2 separate regions of the Homo sapiens genome follow, and region 1 is linked to region 2. A link is an interaction called in ENCODE POLR2A ChIA-PET data of the cell type or tissue named here. Cell type or tissue: Caco-2. All regions are shown on one strand. Each heading gives the region's core, and the rest is flanking DNA. Links, peaks and the distances in the headings are about the cores only. Region 1 overlaps NUFIP2 (nuclear FMR1 interacting protein 2). Region 2 has its middle 45 kb from the start of TAOK1.

Evidence for each region. ChIA-PET counts read pairs that join two places held together with the same protein. Peaks named below come from ENCODE experiments on the same cell type or tissue, not always from the same donor. Only the 100,000 strongest peaks of a DNase experiment are listed, where the experiment ranks them.
Region 1: POLR2A ChIA-PET joins it to region 2 with 7 read pairs; 15 of 35 experiments call an interaction of 5 or more read pairs at or near these places.

What each region holds. Positions count from the first base shown.
Region 1 is chr17:29,277,475-29,288,280 of GRCh38, forward strand. NUFIP2 (nuclear FMR1 interacting protein 2) reads right to left here. Exons shown (of 4, transcript NM_020772.3): 2 at 8,518-10,242. Among named protein-coding and RNA genes, the nearest start is that of NUFIP2, 11 kb to the right of the region's middle. In Caco-2, for the core only: a CTCF peak has its summit at 6,231 (motif pointing right); no DNase peak of the experiment used is centred there.
Region 2 is chr17:29,339,646-29,350,451 of GRCh38, forward strand. It overlaps the pseudogene RPL35AP35. Among named protein-coding and RNA genes, the nearest start is that of TAOK1, 45 kb to the right of the region's middle. In Caco-2, for the core only: no CTCF peak of the experiment used is centred there; DNase peaks (open chromatin) are centred at 4,726, 4,986 and 5,306.

The DNA of each region.
Region 1 (10,806 bases), core at 3,979-7,978, 61 kb before region 2:
TTTTGGATCAAATTCTGTAAAATTCAGCAAGGATGGTGACATGGTAAATTAAAATTCTGCTTTCCCCCTCCTAATTCAGATTTGCCCATTTTTTGGATGATTACAGGTTATTGTACCATGTTTTGCTATTCTGATTTCCTTTTTCTTAACCAGTCTGCCATACTTGTGCCTATTCTTTTACAAAGAAGCTTGTCAGAAATTTCTACCACCCTTTTTCAGTTTGACAATACCCAGAGAGAAATATAGCATGTTTTCCGGCCAGGTGCGGTGGCTTATGGTTGTAATCCCAGCACTTTGGGAGGCCGAGGTGGGTGGATCACCTGAGGTCAGGAGTTTGAGACCAGCCTGACCAACATGGTGAAACCTCAGTCTCTACTAAAAATACAAAATTAGCCAAGCGTGGTGATGCAAGCCTATAATCCCAGCTACTCAGGAGGCTGAGGCAAGAGATCGCTTGAACCCAGGAGGTAGAGGTAGCAGTGAGCCGAGATCGCGCCACTGGACTCCAGCCTGGGCAACGAGAGTGAAACTCAATCAAAAAGGGAAAGGGAAAGAAAAGAAAAAGAAATACAGCATGCTTTCAAGTAATTCTGAATTAAGGTAGTTAGAAGTCACCACCTTTTCAGTAGACCCCTTAATGAACTCTTTTCTGAAGCTACAACAATCCAGGATAAGAAGAATTATCCAGACTACTCCTAAATAGAAACTCGGAACTCAAGTTGTTTTTGTTATTTTTCTCTTTTCTATTGCTCTTATTCTAATCTCATGTACTTTATTATTATTTTTTTTTGAGACAGAGTCTCGCTCTGTCCCCCAGGCTAGACTGCAGTGGCGCGATCTCGGCTCACTGCAAGCTCCACCTCCCGGGTTCACGCTATTCTCCTGCCTCAGCCTCCCGAGTAGCTGGGACTACAGGTACCCGCCACTGCGCCCGGCTAATTTTTTGTATTTTTAGTAGAGACGGGGTTTCACCGTGTTAGCCAGGATGGTCTCGATCTCCTGACCTCGTGATCTGCCCGCCTCGGCCTCCCAAAGTGCTGGGATTACAGGAATTGAGCCACCACGCCCGGCCCCCCATGTGCTTTATAAGGGTAAAAGTTGCTTGGAATGAAACTGCTACTACTATGATAGTAATAGCTTGGAATGAAACTGCTACTACTATGATAGTAATAAACAATTTCTGGTTTTGCTACTATCATTATAGTAACAGTGTCTGCTCTTCTTACAGCATAGATGGTTATTTCCCTCACACTCAGGACTTAAGCTAGTGAAATCTGGAAGTTAAATTTTAACTTCCAAAAATTCCTTACAAGTGATCTTTCACCAGTATCAAGGTGAATATATTATTACTGTATTCATAAAGCAGACATCATGAAACATCAAGCAGTCAGTATGGGTACTAAACAGCCAGTATGAGTTCTCTCACTGGGAGAAAGGGGACCTTATCCCATATTAGGAATTATTTGTTATATTCATTACTATATGTCCCACATCATTATATCCTCATAAACAAGTACCCTTTCCAAATCTAGGGAATCCAACCAGGGCTAAAACCAAGGCAAATCTTAAAACTGTCAAATTTGCAGGCACACATTAATAAGATTATTAGAAAGACAGCTGTGATGTCAAATAGGCATTCAGGAAGCAATTGCAATGAAATGCAGTAAACGTGAAAATACTTATTCACATTGTGTTTAGAAGAGAAAATTTAATATTCAGATCCTTCTCTGAACAATGTCCAAACTGTACACCTAGTCCTTGTCAATTTTATGGATTAATCATAATTTGTCTCTTCATATCCTGTTTCCCAAATCTTGTTATGTAATCTTATCTGTTCCCTTATGCCCTTTCCCAATCTAAAAGCTTTTTAAAAAATTTTTTTTAAAATTCAGATCATTTACATGGTTGAAAATACAAAGCAGAAGACCTTTATTATACCTCTGCCTGCACTATTCCAAGAAACTGATCTTCTAGTCAACAGAAAAATGGCTTCCAGTCTACCCAAATTGGTGCCATATTAATCTACCTCAACACAGATCTGTAAGTAATTGCTTAATACCAACTGTTGTATGTTTTTGAGACAGGGTCTCACTCTGTTGCACAACCTTGAGTGCAACAGCACGATTATGGCTCACTGCATCTTTGACCTCTTGGGCTTGGTGATATCCTCCATCTCAGCCTCCACATGCCACCATGCCCAGCTAATGCTTCAAATTTTTTTGTAGAAATCAGGACTTGCTATGTTGCCCAGGCTGATCTCAAACTCCTGAGCTCAAGTGATTTTCCTGCCTCACTTCAAAAATGCTAGGATTATAGGCAAGAGCCACAGTACCCAGACTATTTTTATTTTCATTTTTTGAGGTGAAGTCTTGCTGTGTCTCCTAGGCTGGATAGAGTGCAGTGGTGTGATCTCAGCCCACTGCAACTTCCACCTCCCAGATTCAAGCGATTCTCCCACCTCAGCCTCCCAATTAGCGGAGACTACAGGCCTGCACCACTATGCCTGGCTAATTTTTGTATTTTCATAGAGATGGGGTTTCGTCATGTTGGCCAGGTTGGTCTCAAACTCCTGACCTCAGGTGATCCACCCGCCTCAGCCTCCCAACGTGCTGGGATTACAAGTGTGAGCCATGTCCGGCCCCAGCCTATTTTTAAATGAATATTCCAAAATGTCAGCATTTCAAATGCTTCATATCCTTCAGTGCCATAACAGCCATGTAAGACAGATCAACCCAGTTTAAATTGGCACTGTGACCAAACACACAACTCATATCAATTATTATTTCCAAAGACTTGGCTTCAAATGACTTTCAACCATTTCAAAATCAAAAGTTTACTTCAAAAAGTTAGGATCTAGTGTTCAAAGCTTTTAAAGTCAAGTCAAAGAGAGGCTTGCTAAGCATTCTGAGATAACTACTTTTAAGAAGGCACAGTTATATGTCCCAGGTATGTACACTAAGAGCCATCACAAGCTAAGCATGGTGGCTCATGCCTGTAATCCCAATACTTAAGGAGGCTGAAGCAGAAGGATCACTTGAGGGCAGGAATTCCAGACCAGCCCAGACAACATGGGTGGTAGCGCAAACCTATGGTCCCAGCTACACAGGAGGCTGAGGCGGGAGGATTCCTTAAGCCCAGGAGTTCAAGGGTGCAGTGAGCTAGGATCATACCACTGCATTCCAGCCTGAGTCACAGGGTGAGACCCTGTCTCTTAAAAAAGAGCCATCACAGCCAGGTGTGGTGGCTCATGCCTGTAATCCCAGCACTTTCGGAGGCGGAGGTGGGCGGAGAACTTGAGGTCAAGAGTTCAAGACCAGTCTGGCCAACATGGCGAAACCCCGTCTCTACTAAAAATACAAAAAAATTAGCCGGGCACGGTGGTACATGCCTGTAATCCCAGTTACTCGGGAGGCTGAGGCAGAATCGCTTGAACCCAGGAGGCAGAGGTTGCAGCGAGCCAAGATCGCACCATTGTACTCCATCCTGGGTGACAGAGTGAGGCTCCGTCTCCAAAAAAAAGAAAGGAAAAGAAAAGTTAGGACAGGCATGGTGGCCCACACCTGTAATCCTAGCACTTTGGGAGGCTGAGGCAGGAGGATCCCTTGAGGCCAGGAGTTCAAGACCAGCCTGGGTAAAATACACAGACACCGTCACTATATGTATATATACATATATAAAAAATACAAGAATTAGCTGGGCAGCCGGGCACGGTGGCTCATGCCTGTAATCCCAGCTACTAGGGAGGCTGAGGCAGGAGAAATCACTTGAACCTGAGAGGCGGAGGTTGCAGTGAGCCGAGATCACGCCACTGCACGCCAGCCAGGGCGACAGTGTGAGACTCCATCTCAAAAAAATAAAAATAAAAAAATTAGCTGGGCATTGCGGTGCACACCTGTGGTCCCAGCTACTCAGGAGGCTGAGGCAGGAGGATCACTTGAGCCCAGGAGCTCAAGGCTACAGTGAGCTATGACCACACCACTGTACTCCAGCCTCAACAACACAGCAACACCCTGTCTCAAAAAAAAAGAGAAAAGTTAATGGCATAACATATTATATAAAAAGCTAAAAGAGGCCAGGCATGGTGGCATACACCTGTAGTACTAGCTACTCAGGAGGCTGAGGAAGGAGGAGAGCTTCAGCCCAGTTCCAGGCTGCAATGAGCTACGATAGTGCCACTGCACTCCAGCCTGGGTGACAATGAGATCCTGTCTCTTTAAAAAAAAAAAAAAAAAAAACAGCTAAAAGGAAAATCCCACACAAGGAATTAGAATCCACACAAATCCCGCCACCCCCCACCCTTTTTTTTTTTAGAAGGAGCCTTGCTCTGTCGTCCAGGCTGGAGTGCAGTGGCACGATCTCAGCTCACTGCAACTTCCACCTCCCGGGTTCACGCCATTCTCCTGCCTCAGCCTCCCAAGTAGCTGGGACTACAGGTGCCTGCTACCACGCCCGGCTAATTTTTTGTATTTTTAGTAGAGATGGGGTTTCACTGTTAGCCAGGATGGCCTCGATCTCCTGACCTCGTGATCCACCCTCCTTGGCCTCCCAAAGTGCTGGGATTACAGGCGTGAGCCACCGCACCCAGCACAAATCCCCTTTTTATGCTCTATTGTATCTTTACTTCATACCCTCAATTGTACTTAACACTCAAATTTTTAAAAATCCATAGTACGCTTAAGGTTCCAAGTAATTGCTTAATCTAAAAACTTCCTGTATTAAAAAAAGCCCTTGCCAGAAGCTGCCGCCATGCACTTGGACTTCCCAGCCGCCAAAACCTTGAGTCAAATAAACACCTTTCTTTGTTGGGTGCAGTGGCTCACACCCGTAATCCCAGCACTTTGGGAGGCCAAGGCAGGTGGCTCATGAGGTCAGGAGACCAGCCTGACCAACACGGTAAAACCCTGTCTCTACTAAAAATACAAAATTAGCCAGGCATGGTGGCGTGCACCTGTAATCCCAGCTACTCAGGAGGCTGAGGCAGGAGAATCGCTTGAACCCAGGGGGCGGAGGTTGCAGTGAGCCAAGACTGTGACACTGCACTCCAGCCTGGGCAACAGAGCAAGACCCCATCTCAAAAAAAAAAAAAACCACCAAAAAACAAAATAAAAACACCTTTCTTTATATAAGTTAAATAAATAGTGCACCATTCTTAAAGAAGTGACATAACGCACTCTCTTACCCACTATTTCCAAATTAAGTTGCTGAAGGGCTTATTTTTGAAGTCAGGAGAAATGCAGAGAACTTCCAATTCTAAGCCCAACTTCAACTACTCACTTAGAGATTACTACTGAACATCTGAAAACTACACTAAAGCACAAAGAAAATAATACAGATGTTCTTAAAGGATATTCCAGTAGCCCAACTGATTATTACTTCTTTTAGAGTTAACTTTAAAAAAAAAAGGCTTCACTTATAAAAGATCTCCAAATATAATTCAAGTAAAGAAAAATGAGTGGCCAATGGACTGCTAATGGACCAATCAACATTTGGCAGGAATTCAAAGAACTTGCTACTCTGGAACCCAATTGAACTGAGTATTATTTATTGTTCTAGAGGGGTAAAAATTTTGATGCCAATCTGATTAATTTCCAATCATGTCCAAATACAGAACTCAAGATGACACTTTACCTACAGCAAATTTTTTCATTAATACCAGCAAAACTAAATATAACTGCACCCATATAGGGGTATTCAGCTTATATAAATACCACTGATTTCATATTCAGCTAGCCCATGGATAGGGAAAATGCATAAAGAGTAAATTCAGGTTAACATTCCAATTTAAAAATGGCCTGCAATTCCACCTAATAGAAATTGTACATAAGAACTATTAACCAGTTACCTAATGGAACATATCCTACACATTTTGTTGTTTTGTTTTGAGACACGGTCTCACTCTGTTGCCCAGGCCTGAGTGCAGTGGTGCAAACATAGCTCACTGCAGACCTGGATCTCCCAGGGACAAGTGATCCTCCCTCCTAAGCCTCCCAAGTAGCTGGGACTACACATTGTTGCCCAGGCTGGTCTCAAATTCCTGAGCTCAAGTGATCCTCCCACTTCGGCCTCCCAAAGTGCTGGGATTACAGTCATGACCCACCACACTGGGCCTCCCAGAATATTTTGGAGGTGGTAAGAGAACACAACACAACCAGATACCCTCTCAGGCTCACACAATGATCGCCAGTGCAAAATACTTCGGTAAACATTTTCCAGTAATAGTCTCTAGAGGGCAGACGGCACAGAAAACAATACCAAAAAACCCAACTCTCCTGGCAGAGGTTAACTAATGTATAACACATGTCTTAAAAAACGAAGCATTTATCTTTTTGCCCTAACATTGCTAAAAACAACCAACTCCTGTATTTACCTTCAAAGAGCAGAGCTGGAGAATAAGTGAAATCAGGTAAATGTTATCTGTGAGGATTCCTAAACTTCCATTAAGCAATTCTACTACTTCCATTTTTAAGGAAGTAAAATGATATTAAAAGGACATCTATTTATTATACTCAATGTCTTCCAGCTTGCAGATAAGGAAACGTATGCAGACTAGGAAATTTGCTTAGAAGTCACAAATCACTTTGTTATTCATCCCTGAGGCAGTATTTCTTCCAGAGAGAATATGGTAATTACCCAATTCCCACAATCTGGTATGGTCCCCTTTCCCTGCAATTGTAAGTCACTGCCTAAATGAGCCACTGTTAAAATGGGAATGTGCACTATGTATTAAGTGTGTACATGCATGCATGGAGCATACATTTCTGTTAGAGAAAGGAGGAAGAGGTAGGAAAGATGGGAAGACTGAAACCCACTGTTCTCAAAAGCAAAAGGATATAAACATCATCGTTAAACCTCATTATTTGCTCTAAGGATTTAGATTACAGTTATGCCATACAGCGAATTTTTCTTTAAGACACAAACAAACCACATTCTAAGAAAGTGATTAACATGAGGCCTGGCACGGTGGCTCACACCTGTAATCCCAGCACTTTGGGAGACCCAGGTGGGTGGATCACCTGAGGTCAGGAGTTTGAGACCAGCCTGGCCAACACGGTGAAACCTCATCTCTACTAAAAATATAAAAATTAGCCAGGCGTGGTGGTGGGCACCTGTAATCCCAGCTACGTGGGAGGCTGAGGCAGGAGAATCACTTGAACCCGGGAGGCGGAGGTTGCAGTGAGTCAAGATTGCGCCACTGCACTCCAGCCTGGGTGACAAGAGTAAGACTCCATCTCAAAAAAAAAAAAAAAAAAAAAGAAAAAAAAGAAAAGAAAGTTATTAGCGTGAAACTTGAAAGATACCTGGTTCCCTTTAAACTTGGGCTTTAGGGCTATGAAAAGGAGAATCCCAAGAGCCTGGTCTCAACTATGCTAATCATACTTGACACTGTGATTTGTCTAACTTATTTTCCAGTTACAAACTGGCATCCATTACTCCAAGACTTATCAGTCTCCTCTTCAAAAACAGTGCTTCTACTCATTTTAATCAAATTAGAACTATTAAATGAGCTCACTATTAAAGACGCATATGATATAAAAAGCAAAGGAGAGGCTGGGCACGGTGGCTCACACCTGTAATCACAGCACTTTGGGAAGCAGAGGCGGGCGGATCACGAGGTCAGAAGTTTGAGATCAGCCTGGCCAACACGGGGAAACCCGTGTCTACTGAAAATACAAAAATTAGCTGGGCGTGGTGGCGCATGGCTGTAATCCCAGCTACTCGGGAGGCTGAGGCAGGAGAATCACCTGAACCCAAGAGGCGGAGGTTGCAGTGAGCCAAGATCACACCACTGCACTCCAGCCTGGGTGAGAGAGTGAGACTCTGTCTCAAAAACAAATAAGCAAATGGGTGTGGTGGCTCACACCTGTAATCCCAGCACTTTGGGAGGCCGTGGGTGGATCACAAGGTCAAGAGGTCAAGACCATCCTGGCCAACATGGTGAAACCCCGTCTCTACTAAAAATACAAAAATTAGCCGGGCATGGTGGTGCGTGCCTGTAATCTCAGCTACTCAGGAGGCTGAGGCAGGAGAATCACTTGAACCTGGGAGGTGGAGGTTGCAGTGGGCCGGGATTACGCCACTGCACTCCAGCCTGGCAAGAGAGTGAGACTCCATCTCAAAGAAAAAAAACACAAAACAAAACAAAAAAGCAAAGACAAAAAAGCCACGGAAGGAGAACATATGTTCAATAAAATTTTTTTTCAAGCACTCAGTCAAGAGAAAATATAACATCAATACCTTTAAGCAAGTTCTCCTCACTTCTGTTCTTTGAACCAGGTAGGTCAATTATGTTTGTATTTTTAAAAATCCTTTTAAGTTGGAAAAGTGAACATTTCTTCTAAATTTTAATCATACTAGTTCCAAGGACCCTGAATTAGTTTGACACCAGCTGCTTATCCACATTGTCATTCTCTTAAAATACTCTTAATATGAACAACTAATTCTCTTAAAATTCTCTTAATATAAACAATATACTAAATTGGCCAATAAAAATCTTTGTATAGGAAACAAATGAGTTACCTTTAGTGTGATATACAATAGCAGCCCTCAGGTCAAAAGAACCCCAGCTATCATTCCTTTCTAGGCCTCTCTGGTATCTCTGTTCTTTGGCAGAGCCTAACAAAGTGTTCGTAGGAGAGGCCAGAGGATTTTGACTTTCTATCTCGTAGTCCTTTGAGAGAAACACTAAAGCACCTTGACTACTGGTGTCTGCTTTCTGCAGGTCACCTATATGACTGGGTTCCAAGGATAAGGCTCCACTCTCACTAGTAGTCCCAGATTTTAGAATGCTACCCAGAACTTGAGGACTAGTCCGTTTCTCCAGCTCGTAAGCCTTGGGAAACACAGGATGCTCAGTTCCTGAGGGAATTATTTCAGCACCCTGTGAAACCAAAGTAGCAGGATATTCTCCTTGAAATGTCACCTCCATCACTTTATGCTCTGATGACTTCCCAGTAACAGTCTCAGGGCCAGCACTGGGCTCATTTATAAATGATAAACCCCACTGATTCTGGAAGATATCCCCCAGGTTTTGCTGATCTGTCTGAGAGGGCAGATCCACTTGTGCTGTGCTCAACAGCATAGTTTGCATATTTGAAGGATAGATAAAAAGGCTAGTCTTAATTTGTTCAACAGCTGCTGAAGTTAGACTCATGTCCTGGAGAACTGAATCTGTCCCAGAAGAGATGGGTGTTAGAGTATTAGCAGCAGTAGTTAGCAGTGGCTGACCCCCTGGAGGATAAACATTTCCATCAGTCCCTGCTAAAACAGGCCCATTAGAAAAGTTGGCAGAAGTAACAGATTTCAGCGCTGACATAGGGACCTGGGATAAGCGACTTGATGATTGGGTCTGAGTTTCCCCGGTAGATGATGAAGATGATGAAGATGAAGTTGGTGACACAGAAGAGTTCTGTATAGTTTTGTTGAGGTTTTCCTTAACTTTGCTTGCATAACTTATTTTAGGAACTATTTTAGCACTGCTATTGTCCACTGGAAAAACTGGGGGTGGTTTAAATAGGGTCCACGAGTCCTCTTTGGAGGCAACAGCTGAAGCATGCTTTCCTTTGGGCCGATCATCAAACTTTTTGCTGCTCACACCAGGTTTACTATCTGAGCTTTTCCGAAGCATATCACCCACAGCAGGTTTTCCTCGACTTGTTCCTCCAGGCCCAGTTTCATACTTCCAAATGGGCTTCGAACCATCTACTCGATTTCCCTTTTGTTCACTATAGTCAGGCTTGAAAGTTTCAAGTCCCTGTTTTAAGGTTGGGACACTGGTCTCTTGTTGCATTATTTTGTCCTGCACTATATTAAGGTTTTCACAACCCTTGGCACTATTGCGCCTAGCTTTCCTTTTTTTAGGAGTTGTATATCCGCTCTCAGATCCACTACCATCATTATCTGCTCCTTTACCCATATAACCATTAGTAATATAACCAGAATTATTTGTTACCACACCATTTGGAATTGGTATAGTATCAGACTTATCTACAGACTGATTCTCTCCAGATTTATTTTCATAAGACTTCCCATTCTTTTTGTCCATACTGTTTTTCTGAATGAAATTCTTGGTTTTAATTCCTGCTTTCCCAAAGGTGTTGGCCTTTACAGTCTGCTTCAGGCTAGTGTCTACAACTTGCTGGTTGCCATTGAGGACCCTGGAAATAGGGTTGGTGGCTTCATCAGAACTCAGGTTCTTTAAAGATATTTCTCTTTCTCCAGCATTACCGTTTAGTTCACCATAGCCTAGGGGAGGGGAAAAAAAGGATTAAAAAAAAAAATCACAACATGTAAATTACACTAATACCTAACATTTAAGAACTATTTACTGTATGCTAGACACTATGCTATGAGCTGTAGCTTTATATTATTTCACATCTCTATGAGAAGACACCTGTCAGCCCCATTTTACAGACTAGGAAATGCAACCTACTGCTAAGCAAAGCAAGAGGTAGAACTCAGCGAAGATTCAAACCAAAGTCTGAGGCCAGAGAAGACAAGACCTCTTAAGCAGTATGCCAAATACCTCTCATCTAACAGAATCAATCTACCCATCACTCTCACAAGGCTGTTATAAAATTTTCTTTTTTCAAGACGGAGTCTCACTCTGTCGCCCAGGCTGGAGTGCAGTGGCGCTATCTCCGCTCACTGTAAGCTCCACCTCCCGGGCTCACGCCATTCTCCTGCCTCAGCCTCCAGAGTAGCTGGGACTACAGGCGCCCACCACCACGCTCGGCTAATTCTTTTTGTATTTTTAGTAGAGACAGGATTTCACCATGTTAGCCAGGATGGTCTCGATCTCCTGACCTT
Region 2 (10,806 bases), core at 2,969-6,968:
TGTAGTCACAGCTACGCGGGAGGCAGAGGCAGGAGGATCACTTGAGCCCAGGAATTCAAGGCTGCAGTAGGCTCCATGGAGTGGCTCATGCCTGTAATCCCAGCACTTTGGGAGACTGAGGAGCACAGATCACTTGAGTCCAGGAGTTTGAGACCAACCTGGGCAACATGGTGAAATCTCGTCTCTACAAAATATACAAAAATTAGCTGGATGTGGTAGTGCATGCCTATAGTCCCAGCTTCTTGGGAGACTAAAGCAGGAGGATCGCTTGAGCCTGGGAGGCGAAGGTTGCAGTGAGCTGAGATAACACCATTGCATTCCAGCCTGGGCAACAGAGTGGGACCCCCATCTCAAAAAAAAAAAAAAAAAAAAAAAAAAGCCAATGACTTTCCTATATCTCAGTAATGAACAAGTGAGCAAGACTCCATCTCAAAAAAAAAAAAGAAAGAAAGAAAGAAAGAAAAAAAAGATAGCAAGCACAATTTCATTTACATTAGGCACCCTCCAAAATGATTTTTTTTTTCTCATGTGGAGTTTCACTCTTGTTGCCCAGGCTGGAGTGCATTGGCATGATCTCAGCTCACTGCAACCTCTGCCTCCTGGGCTCAAGCAATTCTCCTGCCTCAGCCTCCCAAGTAGCTGGGATTACAGGCATGTGCCACGACACCTGGCTAATTTCATATTTTTAGTAGAGACGGGGTTTCACCATGTTGGTCAGATCCACCCGCCTCAGCCTCCCAAAGTGCAGGGATTACAGGTGTGAGCCACTGAGCCCGGCCTGAAATGCTTTTTTACAAGAGCACAAATCCACTTTTATTTATTGACTTTTCATTAGTTTAAATCCTTGAGGGGTACAGCATGAGGGTACAGCATCACTTGGATTCTGTGTCCAATAGCCTTAGCAGGAAGATTGCTTCGGAATTTGGCACAAGCCATGCCACTGTTTCTGTGGGCCAGAGTTACCTTTCCCCAGATTACTCTGGTTTTGTTTGATTGCCGCCAGGAGTCACTTTGTTGTTCTTTGCTTTGTATACATAAGCACATCTCTTGCCCAAATAGAATTCTGTTTCATCTCGGGCATAAACACCGTCAATTTTAAGGAAAGTTGTGTGCTCTCTGTTCCGGAGACCCTGCTTATAGCCAGCAAAAATGGCCTTGGACCACAGCTTCCAGACATATTTTCTTTTAGAAGTCTTGTTCCCAGCAGGATCCAAGATGGCAGGAAAAACCAAAATGAAATATTTTGATATAAATATATATATTTTTTGAGACAGAGTCTTGCTCTGTTGCCCAGGCTGGAGTGCAGTGGTGCAATCTTGGCTCACTACAATCTCTGCCTCCTGGGATCAAATGATTCTTCTGCCTCAACCACCCGAGTAGCTGGGATTACAGGCACCTGCCACCACACCTGGCTAATTTTTTTTTGTATTTTTAGTACAGACAGGGTTTCACCATGTTGGTCAGGCTGGTCTCCAACACCTAACCTCAAGCAATCCACCCGCCTTGGCCTCCCAAAGTGCTGGGATTACAGGCATGAACCACTGCACCTGGCCTATATTTTGATTTAAATCTAACAAAATATGTTTAAGATCTATGAGGAAAACTAAAAACTCTGATTTTAAAAAATCAAAGAAGAACCAAATAAATAGGGAGATATTCAATGATTGTGGGTAGAAAAACTCAATTATCAAGACATCAGTTCTTCACAACTTGATTTATAGATTTCAATACAATCCCAATCGAAATTCCAGCAAATGATTATATGGATATCAACAAACTAATTCTATAGCCAACACAATACTGAAGGAGAAGGCAAAGTTAGAAGACTGACAAGGTCAGAGGACTGATATTACCTGACTTCAAGACTTACTATAAAGCTACAGTAATCAAAACAGTGTAGTATTGCTGAGAAAATAGACAAATAGATCAATGGAAAAGAATAGAGACCAGAAAGAGCCCTGGCAGAAAAGTAGAGGGGGAGGGTGGTAGGATGGGGAAGGGAAGAGGGTGGAGAGGAGCGAAGAGTAGGGAGGGGAGGTGGAGGACAGGTAGAAGATTGAAAATGGATGGAGGGATGATGCCTGGAATACAAACCAGGATGTGTTCTAGAGCACTTATGGATAGGCTTGGAGAGAAGGCAGGACTCTTTTTCCTTTGAGACTAGGGAGAAAGATGGAGACTGCTGGTAAGACAGAGATAATTTGTTCAGAGGCAGGGCAAGAAGTTGAGGGAATCCCTGACTGATGTAACATGTTATTCATCCAGCAAATGATTATTGGGCAACATTTATGTGTCAAGCCCTAAGCCCAGTGCTAGAGATTCAGAGATGAATGAGATAAAGCGCTTGCTCTCTCAGAACTTAGAGTCTGGCCAGGCATGGTGGTTCACTCTTGTAATCCCAGCACTTTGGGAGACCGAGGCAGGCAGATCACTTGAGGTCAGGAGTTTGAGACCAGCCTGGCCAACATGGTGAAACCTTGCCTCTACTAAAAATACAAAAAATTAGCCAGGCATGTTGGCATGCGCATGTAATTCCAGCTACTCAGGAGGCTGAGGCAGGAGAATCGCTAAAACCCAGGAGGCAGAGGTTGCAGTGAGCAGAGATCGTGCCACTGCATTCCAGCCTGGGTAACAGAGCAAAACTCTGCCAAAAATAAAAAAAAACTTAGAGTCTAGTGGTCTCTACTTCCTTTTTTCTTTTTTCTTTTTTTTTTTTTTGAGAAGGTCTCACTCTGTCACCCGGGTGGAAGTGCAGTGGCATAATCTGGGCTTACTGTAGTGATTCTAGTTGCAGGATATAAGACATCCTGGGGCTCAAGTGATTCTCCCACCTTGGCCTCTGGAGTAGCTGGGACTACAAGCGCCACAACACCTGGCTATTTTTTGTAGAGACAAGGTCTCACTGTGTTGGCCAGGCTGCTCTCGAGCGATCTTCCTGGGCTCAAGCGATCTTCCCGCTGTGGCTTCCCAAATGCTGAGACTACAGGCATGAGCCACTGCACCCGGCCCTCTACTTTCTTTATGAAGTAGAAGATAAAGTTTTGCTGGAAGGAGGTGTGTGGGAGACTTAGGGGACTTGAGTAGAGTGGCGAATATTTAGAATACTTTTTCAGGAAATGAGAAACCAAAAATGAATAGGAAAATGTTGTAAGAATTGCTGCTTGCCATGGAGTATCCAGATGAGAACAGATATGTTTATGGTAGTATGAATCCAAAAAGCGATGTTATTTTTTTCCTACTAAATTTCTTTCTTGTTTTTTTTTGAGACGGAGTCTCGCTCTGTCGCCCAGGCTGGAGTGCAGTGGCGCGATCTTGGCTCACTGCAAGCTCTGACTCCCGGGTTCACACCATTCTACTGCCTCAGCCTCCCAAGTAGCTGGGACTACAGACGCCCACCACCGCGCTCGGCTAACTTTTTGTATTTTTAGTAGAGACGGGGTTTCACTGTGTTAGCCAGGATGGTCTTGATCTCCTGACCTCGTGATCCGCTCACCTTGGCCTCCCAAAGTGCTGGGATTACAGGCGTGAGCCACCGCGCCCAGCCTTTTCCTACTAAATTTCAGTAGCCCAGATGAAGTAGCAGAGGAGATTGAGGGATAGATTCATCTGGAATTGGAAGTTTATGAGGCAGTTGCAATAGAAGGACAAGGAAGAGAGAGAGTTGACAGTGCTGGCAAAAGAAGAATTGAGCTGATCAATTACTGGATGGGACATTAGTCTCTTTCAGTTGGCAAGAAGCAGAGATACCCTTAGTTCAGGTTATCACAAAGTCTGAGGTAGAAGATAATGGCACTGAAGTAGAAGGCAGGAAGCCCAGGAAACTTGTTCCACAGACAGGCATCAGGGAGAAACGAAAACATGCCTAGAATAGGATGCAATAGATGTTCTAGTCTATTGAATAGAATTTCACCCTAATGTCAGCTCTAATCATCTGGTTTGCTTCTACTCTCTCAGAAGTAAATGCCCATTTACTCCTTTTTCCGGGAATTCTCCCATATTCATAACTCAGCTTCTTACTGCCTAGTTTCTCTCTCTCCTCTTCTGCACATACTTACTACTTCTCCCTGTTTGTATTAATTTTTCTGTGACTTGCATCCAAATTCCCCCAAAAGAGGACTTATTGAGTCAGTTAGGTTCATCCAATATGGACCACATTAAAGACTTCTGGTCTTCCCTTATGTTTAGCCTATAAATGTTTATCTTCTGCTATTTTATAGATTTCTGATCTAATCAGCCACAACCAGGGTAACACAATGATGATGCTGGAAAAAGGTCCCAACCCAGACCCTAAAAGAGGGGTTCTTGGATCTCATGCAGAAAGGAATTCAAGGCAAGTCACAGAGTGCAGCAAGAAGAGATAATTTATAGAAAGCTACTCAGTTACAGAGTAGGGCATCCTTAGAAAGCAAGCGGAGGAATGAGCACTGTCTTTGTTTTGTTTTGTTTTGTTTTTGAGACAGAGTTTCGCTCCTGTTGCCCAGGCTGGAGTGCAATGACGCGATCTCAGCTCACCGTAACCTCCGCCTCCCGGGTTCAAGCAATTCTCCTGCTTCAGCCTCCTGAGTAGCTGGGATTACAGGCATGCGCCACCATGCCCGGCTAATTTTATATTTTTAATAGAGACAGAGTTTCTCCATGTTGGTCAGGCTGGTCTCAAACTCCCGACCTCAGGTGATCTGCCCGCCTCAGCCTCCCAAACTGCTGGGATTACAGATATGAGCTACCGCGCCGGCCGCTTTGTTTTAAACTCTTCTTATATAGAGGTCTTATCTATGTAAAAGCTAAGCTATGTCTACATGCAGGTAGGCTGACAGCATGACAACATTTATTACTTTGTTGATTTAAAGATAGTTATCCTTGGCATTTTAGTGCGTAAGTACATCAAAGCATGACTATAATCATCTTAAAAGCATATATTGTTATGTGATATCGGGGCATCTGGACATTCTGTGGTTGCAGGAGTTTGTCCTTGCAGGCATTATTAAGCTGCTTTCTTAGCCGTAAACATCTTGTGACCATGGGTCATGAACTGGTGAGGAATGTGCCTTGCTAGCTTTAAGATGGAGTATATTTTAAAATGGTGTCAACCTTGCTCTCTGATACTCCTGTTTCCCTAACAATTATATAACATACAGCATGGCCACCCCAGCCTACTTTTCTCAGAAAGGAATTGTGAGTAGAGCTTCACAGACCATGGAGGACTCCATCATAGAAAAGGAAAGAAAAGCAGGAGGGGGATTGATGGCCAGGTGTGGTGGTGTGTGCCTGTAGTCTCAGCTACCCCAGAGGCAGAGGTAGGAGAATCGCTTACACCTGGGAGCTCGAGGCTGCAGTGAACCCTGATCACGCCACTGCACTTCAGCCTGGGTGATGGAGCAAGACTCTGTCTTTAAAAATGTGTGTATATACATATATAGCTCCATAATCTTAAAGAACTTGAGTATTAGGAGTGGGGAAATGAAAGAGCTAGAAGGAACGATAAGGAATTTCAGATTGTTAGAAGAGTGAAGATAATGGGATGGTATAAGCCAAAAAATGTTGAGGACAGAATCTTAGGTGGCTCATCCACATGAATAAAGTTACACAACTCAGAAGATGACAGATGCCGGGTTGAAAAAAAGCCAGATTATCGAAGTTTGCAACAAATGTAGAGGCAAGTCTTGGAAGTCAATACAAAACAATGATCAGGAGAGATAAAAGGTAAGATGAGGAAAGCATGGACTGCAAAGGAGGATAGTGTAGTGGTTGGAAATGCATCTGAGGAATGATGACATAATCTCTCATCCCCAAGATGCAGGGGACATGAGGGAATGCATAGGGAAACATGTATGTTATGTAAGACAAAATTAATGCATAGTGTATATTAGGAGGTGCAGTGATCTATAAAGTAAGTATATAAGACACAGAAAGTACCATTCTATTGTTTCACAGCTTTTGTCTGAAATTAGTGTATGTGGTATAAGAAACATTAAATTGGCCAGGCGCGGTGGCTCACGCCTGTAATCCCAGCTCTTTGGGAAGCCGAGGTAGGCGGATCACCTGAGGTCGAGAGTTCGAGACCAGCCTGATCAACATGGAGAAACCCCATCTCTACTAAAAATACAAAAAAATTAGCCGAGGTGGTGGCGCATGCCTGCAATACCAGCTACTCAGGAGGCTGAGGCAGGAGAATCACTTGAACCCGGGAGGCGGAGGTTGCAGTGAGCTGAGATCACACCATTGCACTCCAGCCTGGGCAACAAGAGCGAAACTCCATCGCAAAAAAAAAAAAAAAAGAAACATTAAATTTCAAAATTAATGTTTATTTTGCTAATAGTGTTAGAGATGAGGTAATTAAGCATCCTCATTTTACAGAAAGCTTCAGAAGGTTTAGTGATTTCCTTAAGGCATGCAGGTGATTAAGGCTGCCCAGGCTGGAGTGCAATGGCGCAATCTCAGCTCACCGCAACCTCCATCTCCCGGGTTCAAGGAATTCTCCTGCTTCAGCCTCCTGAGTAGCTGGGATTACTAGAATTTAGAAGTATTTTTTAAGCACCTTGACCTCCCAAAGTGCTGGGATTACAGGCATGAGCCACCACGCCCAGCCTAGAATTTAGAAGGATTTTATGGGGAGGATGATATTGTTGGCCCAGACCTGTTGAACTGTTAAAGTGTTAAAGTTTGATTTGATTTTTTTTTTTTTTTGAGACAGAATCTCGCTCTGTTGCCCAGGCTGGAATGCAGTGGCGCAATCTTGGCTCACTGCAACCTCCACCTCCCGGGTTCAAGCCCAGATTTTTGTGCCTCAGCCTCCTGAGTAGCTGGGACTACAGGCAGGTGCCACCACGACAGGCTAATTTTTGTATTTTTAGTAGAGATGGGGTTTCGCCATGTTGGCCAGGCTGGTCTCACCTGGCCAGGCTGGTCTGACCATGTTGGCCAGGCTGATCCTGACCTCAGGTGATCCCCCCGCCTTGGCTTCCCAAAATGCTGGGATTACAGGCATGAGCCACTGCGCCTGGGCCCCTGTTTGTTGTTTTTTTGTTGTTTGAGACAAGGTCTCACTCTGTCGCACAGGCTGGAGGGCACTGGCACCATCAAAGCGCATTGCAACCTCAACCTCCCTGGTTCAAGTGATCCTCAGCCTCCCAAGTATCTGGGACTACAGGCATGGGCCACCACACCCAGCTCATTTTTCTTTTGTAGTGATGGGGTCTCCCTGTGTTGCTCAGGCTGGTCTAACTCCTGGACTCAAGTGATTTTCCTGCCTTGGCCTCCCAAAGTGCTGGTACAGGTATGAGCTACAGCACCTAGCCCTCTTTGTTTTCTTCTTTTTTTGTTTTTTTGAGACAGAGTTTTGCTCTTGTCACCCAGGCTGGAGTGCAATGGCATGATCTCGGCTCACTGCAACCTCTGCCTCCCAGGTTCAAGTGATTCTCCTGCCTCAGCCTCCCAAGTAGCTGGGATTACAGGCGCCCACCACAATGCCCGGCTATTTTTTTTTCTTTTTTTGAGATGGAGTCCTATTCTATCACCCAGACTGGAGTGCAGTGGCGTGATCTCAGCTCTCTGCAACCTCTGCCACCTGGGTTCAAGCAATTCTCCTGCCTCAGCCTCCTGAGTAGCTGAGATTACAGGCACCTGCCACCGTGCCCCCCTAATTTTTGTATTTTTAGTAGAGATGGGGTTTCACCATCTTGGCCAGGCTGGTCTTGAACTCCTGACCTCGTGATCCACCCGCCTCAGCCTCCCAAAGTTCTGGGATTACAGGTGTGAGCCACCGCACCCTGCCAATTTTTGTTTTTTGGTTTTTTTTTTTTTTCAGACGGAGTCTCGTTCTGTCACCCAGGCTGGAGTGCAATGGCACGATCTCAGCTCACTGCAACCTCTGCCTCCCGGGTTCAAGCGATTCTCCTGCCTCAGCCTCCCAAGTAGCTGGGACTCCAAGTGCCTGCCACCATGCCCAGCTAATTTTTTGTATTTTTAGTAAAGACGGGGTTTCACCATGTTAGCCAGGATGATCTCGATCTCCTGACCTCATGATCTGCCCGCTTCGGCCTCCCAAAGTGCTGGGATTACAGGTGTGAGCCACCATGCCAGGCCCAATTTTTGTGTTTTTTTAGTAGAGATAGGGTTTCGCCATATTGTCCAGGCTGGTCTCAAACTCCTGACCTCACATGTCTGGGAGGCCCGCCTCAGCCTCCCAATCTTTTTTTCTTAATAAACTTCCTTGTAAACCAGAGTACAGTTTTCAAGACCAGCTCCAGCTCCACTCCTAATATTCTAGTTCTGAGTAGCTCCAGCTACTCAGGAGACTGTGGTGGGAGGATCCCTTGAGGCTATGATTGCATCACTGCACTCCAGCCTGGGTGACAGAGTGAGATCCTATCTCTAAAAAATAAAATAAATAAATAAATAAATTTCCTTGTAGCAAAGAGACACAGTCAAAATCAGTCTAATGATCTTCAAGCTGTTTCTAAAATTAGGAGCTCCATAAATATTGTGGTTGATGATTATGGCATTTCTCCCATGGAAGGCATATTTTAAAGTAATGGTTGACGAAATACATCTCCCTTTCTCTTTCACTTTCCTCCTCTACACATGCAACTCTTGGATGACAACTTAAGCCAATCACTATATCTCGTATTCCTTTAACTCCTCTCACTCCCAGATTGGTTCAGGAACAGGAACGTAATCATATGACCCAACTAAGGATATTCAATGCTAATAAGATTAAATTTTTGGAACTTTTTCCAGCTATCAGGGAAATTGAGTCTCTTTTCTACTGGATGGAAGTACATAGCTTCAGGACCTATTAGCAGCCAGCTTGGCACCATGAAAGGATAGCCTGCCCAGAAATGGAGTCATCACCAAGGAAGAAGATGTCATTTGAACCCTGGATCAAGTTTCTTTCAAGAAGAAGCAAGAAACTGTTTCACTGGCATATGAGCAATAATAAAGTCTTTTTTGTTGTTGTTGTTTTTGCTGTTAAATCAGTTCTAGTTGGATTTTCTACCATTTGTAACATACAGTCCTAACTGATACAGATAAGTTCTGGTATACAAAACCATAGTAACCATGTTTCTGTTTTTTTTTTTTTTAAGACGGAGTCTCACTCTGTCACCCAGGCTGGAGTGCAGTGGCGCAATTTCAGCTCACTGCAAACTCTACCTCCCAGATTCAAGCGATTCTCCTGCCTCAGCCTCCTGAGTAGCTAGGATTATAGGCATGCACCACCACACCAGCTAATTTTTGTATTTTTAGTAGAGACAGGGTTTCACCATGTTGGCCAGGCTGGTTTCGAACTCCTGACCTCAAGTCAGGCCCACCTCGGCCTCCCAAAGTGCTGGGATTACAGGTGTAAGCCACCACACCTGGCCATAACCATGTTTCTTAATACAAGTCTGCATTGCAACTAGCTATATACAAAGATACAGTTTTAAACTGTGATTTTTGGAATTCTTGAGACTCTTAACATGCCATCACTCCACTTCACACTTTATTGGAAAACCAGCAAAAAAAAAAAAAAAAAAAAAAGGCCGTGTCTTAAATACAGATTTATAAAATCTATTCAAAAATAATTTCCTCTTAATAAAATGGAAATCACTATATCCCAAAGTCAATTCAATGGTTGCAACAGATAAAGGATTTCTTTCCATTTTCTATACTTTGCTTTCACCCAAACTTAGATTCAAATTTAAACACAGATGTTTTGAGTGATACATTAAAATACTGCTTCATATTTGCTAAGATAGATATAAAATGAATCTCTGACTTCCCATATAGTACTGTGCTTGTTTTATGCAAAAACTGGAAATAAAGAAGTAAAAAGTGGTTTTAAAAAATGTGATATAGGTAGGTCTTAAATAAACATTGTTAAGCTGAGTAGTAAAAAACAGTAAGTGTCATAAAAGGGATATACACAAAATGTTTTTGGAAGCCCAGAGAAGGGTAAAGTAATGCTGGCACAGCCAGAGAGGAAGTGACATTTGAGCTATGCTAAAAGATTGGGAAGGAATTTGCCAGGCAGAGAAGAAAATAGTTACACTATACAGGAGGAAGACTTATGGCATTTTCTTTTTTTTTTGTTTTTTGTTTTGTTTTGTTTTGTTTTTGAGACGGAGTCTTGCTCTGTTGCCCAGGCTGGAGTGCAGTGGCGCAATCTTGACTCACTGCAAGCTCTGCCTCCCGGGTTTACGCCATTCTCCTGCCTCAGCCTCCAGAGTAGCTGGGACTACAGGCGCCTGCCACCACGCCTGGCTATTTTTTTTTTTTTTTTTAATTTTTAGTAGAGACAGGGTTTCACCATGTTAGCCAGGGTAGTCTTGATCTCCTGACCTCGTGATCTGCCCACCTCGGCCTCCCAAAGTGCTGGGATTACAGGTGTGAGCCACTGCGCCTGGCCGAATTATGGCATTTTCAAAGTCTGTTATGTAGCTAAACTTTTCTCTGTCTGTCTTAAAAGCTAAGAGCTGAAAAATTACCTATTATTATTTGGGTCTGGGGTTGATGACTGTGAAGGCAATGTAGAATATATAGATTGGAAGCTGCAATGCCTTTTATGACCTAGTCTCTGAACTCAAATACCATCACTTCTGCTGTATTCTTTGCATTACAAGCAAGTCACTAAGCCCAGCCCACACTCAAGAGGAGTGGGATTAAACTCAGTCACTTAAAGGGAGGAGTATCAAAGATTTCTGTGGACATATTTTAAAACCACAACAAATATCTAGCGCACTGTTACTCCTTGAGGGTAATTTTGGACACTCTTTTCTTCTCTATTAATCTTTTCTTTCTTTTTTTTTTTTTTTTTTTTTTTTTTTTTGA